2 separate regions of the Homo sapiens genome follow, and region 2 is linked to region 1. A link is a contact called in ENCODE Hi-C data. All regions are on one chromosome and are shown on one strand. Each heading gives the region's core, a stretch centred on a gene start or an enhancer-like site at or near the end of the contact. The rest is flanking DNA. Distances are from core to core; before and after follow the strand shown. Region 1 holds the start of DSEL-AS1 (DSEL antisense RNA 1). Region 2 overlaps CD226 (CD226 molecule).

Region 1 (5,704 bases), core at 906-3,405:
TGGATTTCTCCAGCATCAAAATATAAACTTGGATGAAGCATACTTTTCTTCAGCTTTTGGTTGGGTCTGAAATCTTGCACTTTCTGTGTTTTAAACTGATCTATATCATCTGTGAAAACTGCCCATTCGGAATAATTGCTCACAGATTCCTCAAAAGTAGAGAAAGCAAACATCAATAATGCTAAGAATAGTAAATGTCCTGTAAACATTAACGCCATGATCCATGGGGGAGCTCCTCCCTTAGGCATACATGTCAGATATGATGCTCAATGTGTTTCCCATCTGGTTAGTATAAAACATACAGTAAAGGCCTTGATAAGACAAAGACTGTAAATCTGATATGCTGTGAAATCCAGCTGACATTCAGTACATTTTAAGCAAGTGCAGTTGCCAAAAAGAGAAAACTTAAATTGTATATCTCTGTCCCTGGCACAGTTTTGCTTCCAGTAAAACTTTGAATAACGTTAAAATCTCTAATTTTTCCATAATACACAGGGAAGTGATACAGGTAAAAAACACTATGAATTTAGCATTTACCTCCTTTACTTAAATCTATTTAACACAAAGAGTTGGAACACACATTGTAAAAAAAGAGAAAAAGCACTCCAAAATTCAAATTAAGAGTCATTTCTAGCACAGAAAACCATCACTGGTGATAAGCTCACCACACATGTATGATGCATTTGTGTATGTTTGCCCAAAGAAGATGATGAAGTACTGACATTCTTCGAGTGAGTGGACTCAGTTGTCATTCCTCTCAACTTTTTATACTTCTTGTCTTGTGAATACGTTTTTCTTTCATTTATGAGAGAGAAACATCCTCAACAAGTGATCAAAGTCTTAGTTGGTTTTTAAAAATTCAAAATTCTTGCCTTCATTTCAAATATTTTTCAGGCTTACTTACTCATCAGCCTATTATGACAAAGAGAAATCATGTTCACATCTTCTTTTATCAGCTTCATGTGTACAAACATAAAAATGGAATATCTTCAGTCACCTAGATACTTCTCGTCCGATCATGAAGTAACCGCCAACGGGGAAAGAAAATTCCCCTTTCAGCAACAGTGAGGTCTCTCTTCTGCTCTTTTTTCATGACACTTTTCTGGGGATGGGGGACAAAATAAAAATTCTCTGAGGCTTCAGGTATGCTGAGAATGAATATAAACTGATGACTTAAACATTCTGCAATCACTTAATAGAAATTTTAGAATCACAGTAAAATCTCATATTATCTGCAACCTAAGCTAGGGCAAGTGATTTTTTTCTTATCCATTTACACGCACTTATTTGGAAACCAGTGACCGTCAGCAGAAGACAAGCAACTAACAATACAAAATATACAAGATAGAACTCTCCCGACAATATCTATAGTTTAACGCCACTAACGTGGCTTCAGTCACTTAAAAAATGTTTGTATTCAAATGCAGTTTACACAAAGATGAGTCCTGCTATCCTTGTTATTTCTTGTTCCCAAGGACCGAGGGACAAAAAACTGAAAGTTGAAAAGATCTTTTTTTTTTTTTTTTTTTTTAATTCCGGGGGAAGGTTTAGAGTTCATGGGATCAGAAGGTATCTTCCTAATGAGAACTACTCGGACCAGTCACTTTTCTCGGCGGGGTAACCGCGAATCGTGACCAGGCGCCAAGCCGAGGGGCGGGAGCTCCGCGCTCGGCGCTCACCTGTGGCCGAGTCCCTGTCCTCAGGTGGAGCCGCCAGAGGGAGCTCGGACCCCGGTGTCGAAAGACGCCTCTCCGTGCCCGTCCGCGGCTGGAAGAACCTAAGCAAGTTTCAGTCTTGGACAAGTCTCCCCTCTGTAGGAAACATTCAGGCTAGGAGTTTCCTGATCCGCCCCGCCTGTTGCATTTTTTCACTGGCGTCCTCCGACCCTGCCGCCCCCATTCTCCGCTCCCCGCTCTGGGGCTGAGTGAGGCAGGATGGCGAGAGACCCCTGAGCCACCAAGTCCGCTTACCTCAGGCAGATCCCGACGGGGGCTCGGCGCCGCACTGGGCCCCAAGGGAGACGGAGGTGGAGAGTTCCAGAAAACTGCTCTGCACGGCGGGCCAGGCTCCCGCGGGGCTCCGCAAGACCCCCGCGTCGTCTCCCGCGCTACGGCAGGCGCTGCCCCAGCTCGGTCTCCTCAGCCGCGCTCGGTCCCCGCGACCCGCACGGCCCGGACACGCCCGCCCTCAGGAAACGCCGGACGCTTGTGGGGGCAACCACGGACCGCAGGACAGAGACCCGCGGGCGGCGGGTTCTCTCGGTGGCGCCGTATCCAGAGCAGCGCCCGCGTGCCCAGGCGGTGATGTCGCCGCGGCCGAGGATCCTCTGTGCCAGCTCCGGCCGCGCAGCCCGGGGAGGGTGAGACGGCGACGCGGGCCGGCAAGCGGGGGCGGGGCGGAGGCAGGACGGGGCGGGGTTGAAGGCGGGGCTGAAGGCGGGGCCTCAGGGAAGGCGAGAGACAGCGACGCTGGCTGGCGGGCGTGGGGCGGGACGGAGACAGGACAGGGCGGGGTCAGAGGCGGGGCTTCGGGGAGGACGGGAGGAGCCGTGAGCAGGCCGGCGGCGGGCGGGGCGGGGCCGAAAGCAGGTGAGGCGGGGCCAAGCGCCCCGGGTTTCTAAGCGGAGGAAGCTCTAGGCGTTTGTGTTCTGGGCTTGCAGCGGTGGCCGCGCGCTCCCGGAGGAGTCGAGCTGGAGGAGGGGACAGTTTGGGAGTGCGAGAGTCTAAAGACGCTGCCAGGCTGGCGTTAAAACCTTTTGGTTATGGGAAGACGACAACTATATAATAGAGCCATAGTGGGGGCTGTGGGATTGACTCAAATGATGGGAGGAGCTGGAGTGGGAGGGGATAAGCCCTGGGACGACAGAAATCATCCTTTTGGAAAGAGCAAGGGCTGGGGAAGGAGGGAATGAGCACTCCCTTGGAACTGAGAGGCAGCCTGGCTGAGCTTGCTGTCCTTTGGAAAAGCAAAACCGAAATACCCAGATTAATATAGGAGGACAACTTCTGTAGCCCAGATGCTAACAAAGATCAAGGGAAAACAGAAAAGACTAATCAGCTTTACTGATGGAAAACAATTTCTCAGGCAGTATAAATAGGGGAAGCATGGGACAAACAAGTAGAAGGAGCCTCTTATTTAAAAATGGGACCTGGTATTCGGTAAAGACCTACATGCAGACAGGAGAAGGCAGTGTGCCCCGGCTACTACGACATGTGAGTGCAGTGCCAGGTCGTGGAAATCCTAGAGCAGGCTGGGACTCCTGTTGCACTCCACACATGGAGCTTCTCACAGATAGCTGAGATGACACTTTGGCATAAACCAACCCAAGCTCTGACCTCAAATGTAAAAAATAATAGCTTAGTAGTAATAAAAATACAGGGAAATATCAAGCTTCACAAATGAACAATTCCATTCTCAGTTGGGGATTAGTAACACATTCAGTCTCTTCATTTCCCATACTATTTTGGTAATATTTAATAAGATATATTTTAACATTTTAAAAATAAATGTCTTGCTTAGATCATTTGCTGCTGAAAATCAAACAGTAGACGACTGCTAGCAGAATAAATTTCAAATCATTTAACTTTGAGGTGAAATGTGGCCTCTAACTCCTCATCACTCTTCTGTTTTGGCCCCGTAGTAACCCCTAGCCCAGTCCAAATAGCCACACTTGCTTTTGCTTGGGTGCTTCAGTAACTATGCTTATTCCATTCTTTCCCTCACAGTGTCCTTTACCCAACCACCCCACTTACTAGTTAAAATTCTTCTGACTGTTGAAATTATCTGATCATCCAGGTCTCAACTCAGATGCTTACATTCTTCTGTAAATAACTCCTAAGTTTCCCTAGCCAGAATGTATTACTCCAGAACTATATCATTTGTACCTATATTCGGCCGTTTAGGTTGTTTATTTTCTGCTTTCTATTTCAACTGGTTGACTCCTGTACCCTATTCAAAACTCCTTCAAGTCATGAGTAGCACTCAAGTCCCCTTTGTAAGTACTATATCTGCTTTTGAAATGAGTTGAACCTCGAACAATTGGGCTGATACAGAGCCTCGTCTCCTCCACTGAGGTTTATTCCCAAACAAGGATCCTCTTCTGACACAACTTCCTGTAAAATCTGGATTGTGCCTCTACATGGCCCCTGATAGAGGAAGAGGACCCATGGCCTCCAACCACATTTATGAGAGAGTAGAGTTGGGGGAAACGGGGAGCTGACTCCAGAGATTCCTATCTGTTTGCAGAGGGGAGCCTAGAATTTAGGGTTAGTAAACACAGCTACTAGATGTACAGAACATTTCTCAGAACAAAGTGTGGGGCAGGGTTATTTCTATGGATTCAAAGTGTCTCATGATGCGAGGGCAAGGTGAGTCAGAGAGAATTAATGCGCGAACATCTGCCAGGCAAATATTCTTCCAATGTTGTTTTCAGATTTTGAAATATCAGTATGATCATTTTCACTTTAGAGAAGAATGAATTCAGGTACCGACATTGTGGCCTTTCAGCTCTGCCCCATGCATCTGTGCTGAAGCAGTGGGGATGCAGCTAGCCTCCCAGCATTCTCAGATGGGCTTTCAGACTAATTCATTTTGAACAGACATCTTTGCATAGTGGTAAAATGTGAATGCATTAAAATAAAACAAGAGCCACAACTGAACAATTCAAATCATTGGCAGAAAGGGTGGTAGGTAAATGGCACTGTCAAAAATGAAGAGAGTCTTGTTTTCTGTGAACTAAAAATGGATAGCTCCAATTATTGCTCCTTCCACACATGAAGATGGTACAAAGTTAGTTAATTATAAATAATGCATCCGACCATAGAAGGGATGAGCTATATGCTATGTTATTGTACATTAAAAACCTTTATGAGTGTGGCAAGAGACACATGTACCAACAGCTGCTAAATTCAGAATCCTGGAGCAGTATCTTATTTTAATGTAAGTGAAGAACAGTGCAGTCTATTGCTCTGGGGATTTCTCTCTATATAAAAGGATCTTAAATCTACATGAGATTTTACTCCGTGATTTCAAAGTACTTATGAAAATCTGTTTTCTTTATTTGCCTATCTTTCAACCTACCCACAACCACCTATCTTACAACAGAAACAATGCTTTCTAGAGTAGATTCTCCAGAACAGAAGCCTTTCTCGCGCTCCTTTCCTTCCTTTCTTCCTTCCTCTCTCTCTCTTTTATTTTTCTTTTAAAATTTTATTTCTCAACATCTATCCCAGAGCCTGGCACTTTTTGAAAAATGTTTGGTGAATGTTTAACATGAATTATCGCCCCCATTTTATGACAGAAGAGAAAAAGTCATAAAGGTCTAAAGTGGGTTACTACATTCTAAGCAGAGTCACACACTCTTTCTCCTGACTGTGCTGAGAAGCCTCTTACCACACAACCCATAATTGGAGCTATGCCTTGAGGTGACTTAATTCAAGTGAAACATGAGACTGGAAAGTCATACAACATTTTCAAGAGGATTTCTGCATTAATTGTATATGTTAAGATAGGCAAATTCAAGCTCTGAGCCTGAGAACGATAAAGTACAAGCCATAAAACAAGCCTAGACACTACATAAAGTCCCTGATCTAAAATCACATTTGTCCATGATCTGTTATTCTGGTGGTTTTTAAATAAATGGGGCCAAGACATTCAAGAACTAGTTGCTGTGCATTCAGCAACTCCTATGCACAGGTCTCCAATA
Region 2 (5,292 bases), core at 781-3,280, 2.4 Mb after region 1:
GCAGCAGGGGAGCTTTCCTGGTGTGTAATTTGGAAAGACTGCTCTGGTGGGCTGCACCGTGGGGGCAGTGTCCTCCCTCACTGCAGGGCCACAGGCCTCCCACTTTCTTGCCTGTTTTCGTGTCTCCTATCTGCCTGCTTTTGTGCCTCCTATCTTTCTGCCTTCCTACCTCTACATCATCCTCCGTGCTGTTGGTAGGGTCATGGCTCCCAATCATGGCCAACATGAGACTTTCACTATTTGAAAACTTTACTAACAACCAAATGAAGTCCAAAATCTGGACCTTCCACCCTCCGACCTTCCCCTAAGCCTCTGGCCAAATTTGTTTTTCATGTGCCTCAAACACAAAGAGCATCTCCCTGGTATGCGATGTTTCTTGTGATGCACTTTCCTGTTTGAACTTCCTCCCTCTTCCTGCCAGCCCTTGTCTCCATTCATCCAAATTACACCTATATTTCCAGGCCATGGTTTCCCCAAACCAGAAGTAACCTCTGTCACCTCCAACTCCCCAAACCTTGCTTTAAGCTACTTTCCAAATTCCACCTTGCATTACAGTCACTTGGCCCAAACGTTTTACATGGCGTATAGGCATACATTCTTTCTTTTCCTCACAGCAAACAATAATATCTATTCAACAGATTTAGGTAAGATTTACAGGGATTTTTTAATTACTGTTATCATCCTTCATCCAATAAAGCAGATTCAATTACCTCTGTGTCATTTGAGCAACAACAAGGTTTAGCCATTTTCCCTTTAGTTCAATTCTGCTATTTTCACTGAAAACAGAATAATCAGACCATGTTAAGAATGAAAATTCAAACACTGTGTCAGCACAAAGAAACACAATGTGAGTAGTTGAAAATATTTTCATCTTATTAAATGTTTGCTCTTTCCAGAAACATTTATAGGATTTAAAGAGAATAAAAGGAAGAAGTTACAAGCCCTATGTTAAGTATTCTTTATTTCACTTAAATGAGCAACTATGTTTCTTAAAAGATAATAAAGAGGTATTTTGAGAAATCTGATGTCAGGAGTTAATGGGACTTTACAAAGGATCTCTTTTGGAGACATATACTAACATTACCAATACAACAACTGAATTCTTTGGCTGTTTCTCACATGAAAAAGGTATACATTCAACTAGAGCTTCCAGTTTGCAAAGAGAAATAAATGTATCCTATTAGTGAAATGAATTAGGTAAATGACTTAAAATTTGCTATAGTCTCGGGTTCTTTATATATCATGAAGGAAATGATCCTGTCCACACAGAGGATACACACACACACACACACACACACACACACACGCACGCACACCCCTTCACTAAGCAATTCTGGAAATATCGGTGTTGGTAGCATATAGAATTTTATGTAGCTGGCCAAGAATTGGAACAAGTATGTTCTTAAGAGCCTGTCTGCTAAAATGAGAATGTTAAGTTTCTTAGGATTCTGCTCATTAAATGGTGCAGCTAAATGCTCCCAGAATTAATGCCCAGATTTTATTCTGTTTGGCCACGGTCACCACTGTGTGCAGATATGATGCACATAGCTATTTACAACACTAGTAAGTATGAATATTGTGTTTTACACCTCCATCCTTGGAAGTCTTCTTATATCAGTATTCTATGAAACATGGCTCTTTCTCTCGAGGCAGATTACAAAGAAGATTTTTTTAAAGTGTAAGTTGGTTAAATAGCTGAAGTCAGGAAAAATTTTCTCACATTAAGAGTTATTGGATTGTGAATAATCTCTCAAGGGAAGTGCCAGAAGCCCCATCAACTGAGTTATTTAATTAAAACTGCTCAGGAGTAAGTAGAAGAGATGTTGCCTGAGGGAATAATTTCACACTGATCCCTGAAGGATTGACTTGATGGTCTTGAAATTCTTAACAGTTTCAAAATCTTAAATGTCTTCAGAAATAGTCTCCTACCATTTTCTCCACGGAAAGAAAAAGCCATTCTGCCTGCAACCTCCTCTCCCTATAAAACCAAACAAAAACAAAAACCAGCAACAAAAACCATAACTTAGAAACCAGATCTTTTTATCGACGCTACCTAAACCATCACAGGACAGCATTAACTCAAAGATAAAGCCACAGAGGAGCTCCAAGCATCAGTAAAAACTGAGAGCTTTACCAGCTAAGAGCTTTTGGACTTTCTTCAGTTACTTATTTTCTTTTTGTTTGCTTTTGAATATCTCAAATCTCACATTTTTTATTTTACAAAATGCAATTTATAATGTTACTTTCAGTTAATAATGTGATCTGTTAAGAGGTAAATTCCTATAAGGCCTTTTTGAAGGTCACTCACACCTACTCACTAATCCTATAAGGAAGTTTCCCAGAGCAAGTGCTGGAGAACAATGCCCACTATCTGCAGCTCTCAACCTTTGAAGTGAGGAATTTTTTAAAAGATCACAGAAGCCGAGATGGTCTGAGGAGGAGTCTCAACGTGTGTGGGCTGAACATGTTCCACAGTTATTTGACAGGCATTGAAGGCTATAGGACACCAGCTCTTACTCATGTGTGAGGCCACAGTCCCCACGCTGCATTGGCACCCACACACCACCAACACCCATTCTGAAGAGGAAATGTATTCCTCATGTTGTGGTTGGCAGCCGCCTTCAGTGCTGGGTAAACAGCTGTTGTGGTAAAGGTGTGAGTTGTCTTGATCACTGAGAGTTGAAGGAGGAAAAACCAAGAACTGTGTAGTTTCCAGCTATACTCACAGAATGTTCTGAGGTCACAGGAGAATCAGTGTCCGAAGCTTCAGCTGTAGCCCATTCTCTATCAATTCAGCCAAGCATACCCCTACTCTACAATCATCTTGAAAATATAAATACCTACAATAAGAAGGGTACAGTTTCAAGTTTACATAGGTAGTATAAATAAACAAAATGGCTGCACACAAAGATGGCAGCCAATTCCACTCCCTGCTCTGGCTCGCCTGACTGCATTTGACAACAAGCCCAAAGTAAAAGTTTCCTCTGGATTTTGCTACAGCTCAGAAGTGTCAAAGACTGGGGTGTCTCACGGGGCATAAAGGAGGTGAAGGAGGTAGAGAGAAACCCAGGCATCGAGACAGACGGACAATCTCAATCCCCAAAAATCCAAGCCTGTACCCGTGCCTGTACGTGAATTCCACTGTATCAGCCATTCGATTATTGAATTCAATTGTGTATATAAATTTAGTATTATCTGGCTTTAGAGAGTTTTTAAACTTTCTCTTTTTTTTTGATTTTTGATTACAGAGCTTTGCCTGAAAGCCTGAGGGTTGATTCCCACAGTGACATGTGTTCTTGTGCCTGTTCCTTCCTGGGCTTAGCACAGGGAAAGCACGTGGATAAAAACAACCTTGGCACACGTTCTGGTAACCATCCACTTTCAGTTTCCCATTTACTTCACCCTTGAGAAGTGCAGTGACCATAACCTTGCTTTCTGTGAGTCTTAAAATGTTTTTTATCGTCTGCCTTCTTTATATACTATTTTATTTCATTACGGAGTGAGATTTTTAAGCCTTTAAAATGTTTCTGCTTCATCCCTTGTGGATTCCTTATAGGTACCATTTAGTATTTTTTTCTTTAAATGAAAAACTGCTAAAATGTAACATTTTTTAGTCTTGTGTGTGTGCATGCATACACACACACATGGATATATAAAACCTTTATGACTTATTTCTAATCTCACCAGAATGGGCCTGAAGAGAGAGCTTATGGCTTCATTCTCTAATCAGTTGACTTGGAATGACTTTTTTTCTTATTTCTCCATCTGACTTAAGAAAATTAAAAGTGATAGAGATACATATGATAGACAAAACTGAAAAAGGTCTACACAAGGACTAAGGAAGCTAGCAGGAATTGGTGACCCTTATAACAGGAGAATAAGAAAGACTCTTTCTCTGTGGCCTTCTTAACCTTGTTTGAAATTTCCTTTGACAGGCAATAGCCTTTCAGACCAAATCTCCTCCTCCATCACTTTCACCTGTCATTAATAGATATGATAGTGTCATTTTCGTATGTTTTCTTCCTTCCTTCTGAATTTGGGATAGGCAAAACAAAAGCCGAAATGAAAGTGTGCAAATACCGTAAGATAGGTTGTAAAATACAATTGCATAGTGCATCTGGCTTCCCTTGCCTTTTGAAGCAGCAATTCAACATGTCAACCAAGCCATGAATTGTAAACCGGAATAAATTGCTTTAATTTGTTGATCAATTCTATGTGTTGGTTCAATTTTAGAGGTTTTTGGTGTTTTGTTGTTGGGGTCCTTTTGAACAATGAAAATTATCTTCCAAAGTAGGTTACACTGGAGCCTACTATCTAGAAAATAGCTGTCTATTTTCTAGATAATTTTCTAAAGCAATTCTCCTGGAATAGTGCCTATTAATCTCAACATCCAAATTTTCTGGGTTGGCAGTTCAAATTCCACTTTTTCAGGGACTCTGCCCTGAATTTCCTAGGTAAAATAAAATTATATCCTCTAGACTACAATGCGACTTATTTTTTTGCCTCAAATAATAATTTGTGATATAAACTTTTCTCTCTCCCAATATTCTACATCCTATTTAGAGCTAAGATCTATGTCTTTCTATCTTCCAAACCACTGAACATTACATTGTACATTGTAGATTCTCAGGAAAGACTTGATGAGTGAATTAATGGATAAGTGGGTTCAGCTCCTGCAAATCAGCACACCCATTTATAAAAGCCAGATTTGAGACACTTCCCTCTCCCCAGCTTTAAATCAAATTTAAAGGCTGAGATTATACCCCAGCATTAGAAAAATGTTGGCCATGCTGCCCTCAACTAATATATAGGCCAGCATGATCTTTAGAATCCCTTTCATCATAGGATTCCTCAGAACTGCCATCAATTCTGGAGCCCTTAATATTAAAGGAATCTCTTTAGTGCCACTAACCAGCAGATATATACAAGAATGAAAGAAAACTTTGGCTGCTATGTCAGCTGCTGGGAACCTGGACAGAGAACACTTGTCCCTGAAGGGTGTAGAGATAAGAGCCTTCTAAGAATGAGCATGGATGGCATATAAGGAGCCTCATCCCACCTGGGAGAGAATGAGACTCTTAAAGGGAAACAGTGAGGAACATCTCTGTGCCCAGTTTGAGATAAATGGACTGGAATATGGGAGATCACAGAGTCAGCAAACATACAATACAGCCAACACAAAGTACCTGCATGTGTGGAGCAAGAAAATCTAACCCTCTACTATAAATATGAGTTCTATGTGTCTTCTGCTCTCACATCAATAATTCACCTGTTCACTTTCCTCTCCCTCCC

The links. Hi-C counts contacts between places; a loop is a spot of excess contacts on that map. Pooled maps may share reads with other maps.
Region 2: a loop to region 1 is called in a pooled map, with 11 times the contacts of the local background. The contact joins the enhancer-like site here to the promoter of DSEL-AS1 in region 1. A Hi-C loop is called at or near these places in 3 of 50 pooled maps.

Annotation. Positions count from the first base shown.
Region 1 is chr18:67,514,391-67,520,094 of GRCh38, forward strand. DSEL-AS1 (DSEL antisense RNA 1) reads left to right here and starts at 2,156. Exons shown (of 5, transcript NR_033921.1): 1 at 2,156-2,359. DSEL (dermatan sulfate epimerase like) reads right to left here and starts at 2,330. Exons shown (of 2, transcript NM_032160.3): 1 at 1,971-2,330; 2 at 1-1,102. The coding sequence starts at 218.
Region 2 is chr18:69,933,006-69,938,297 of GRCh38, forward strand. All of the region lies in intron 2 of CD226 (CD226 molecule), which reads right to left. Among named protein-coding and RNA genes, the nearest start is that of CD226, 12 kb to the right of the region's middle. RefSeq lists enhancers at 2,167-3,366, 2,753-2,972. Within about 2 kb of position 2,031, at least 8 of the 41 ENCODE cell types and tissues checked have a DNase peak (open chromatin) inside an H3K27ac peak, as active enhancers do.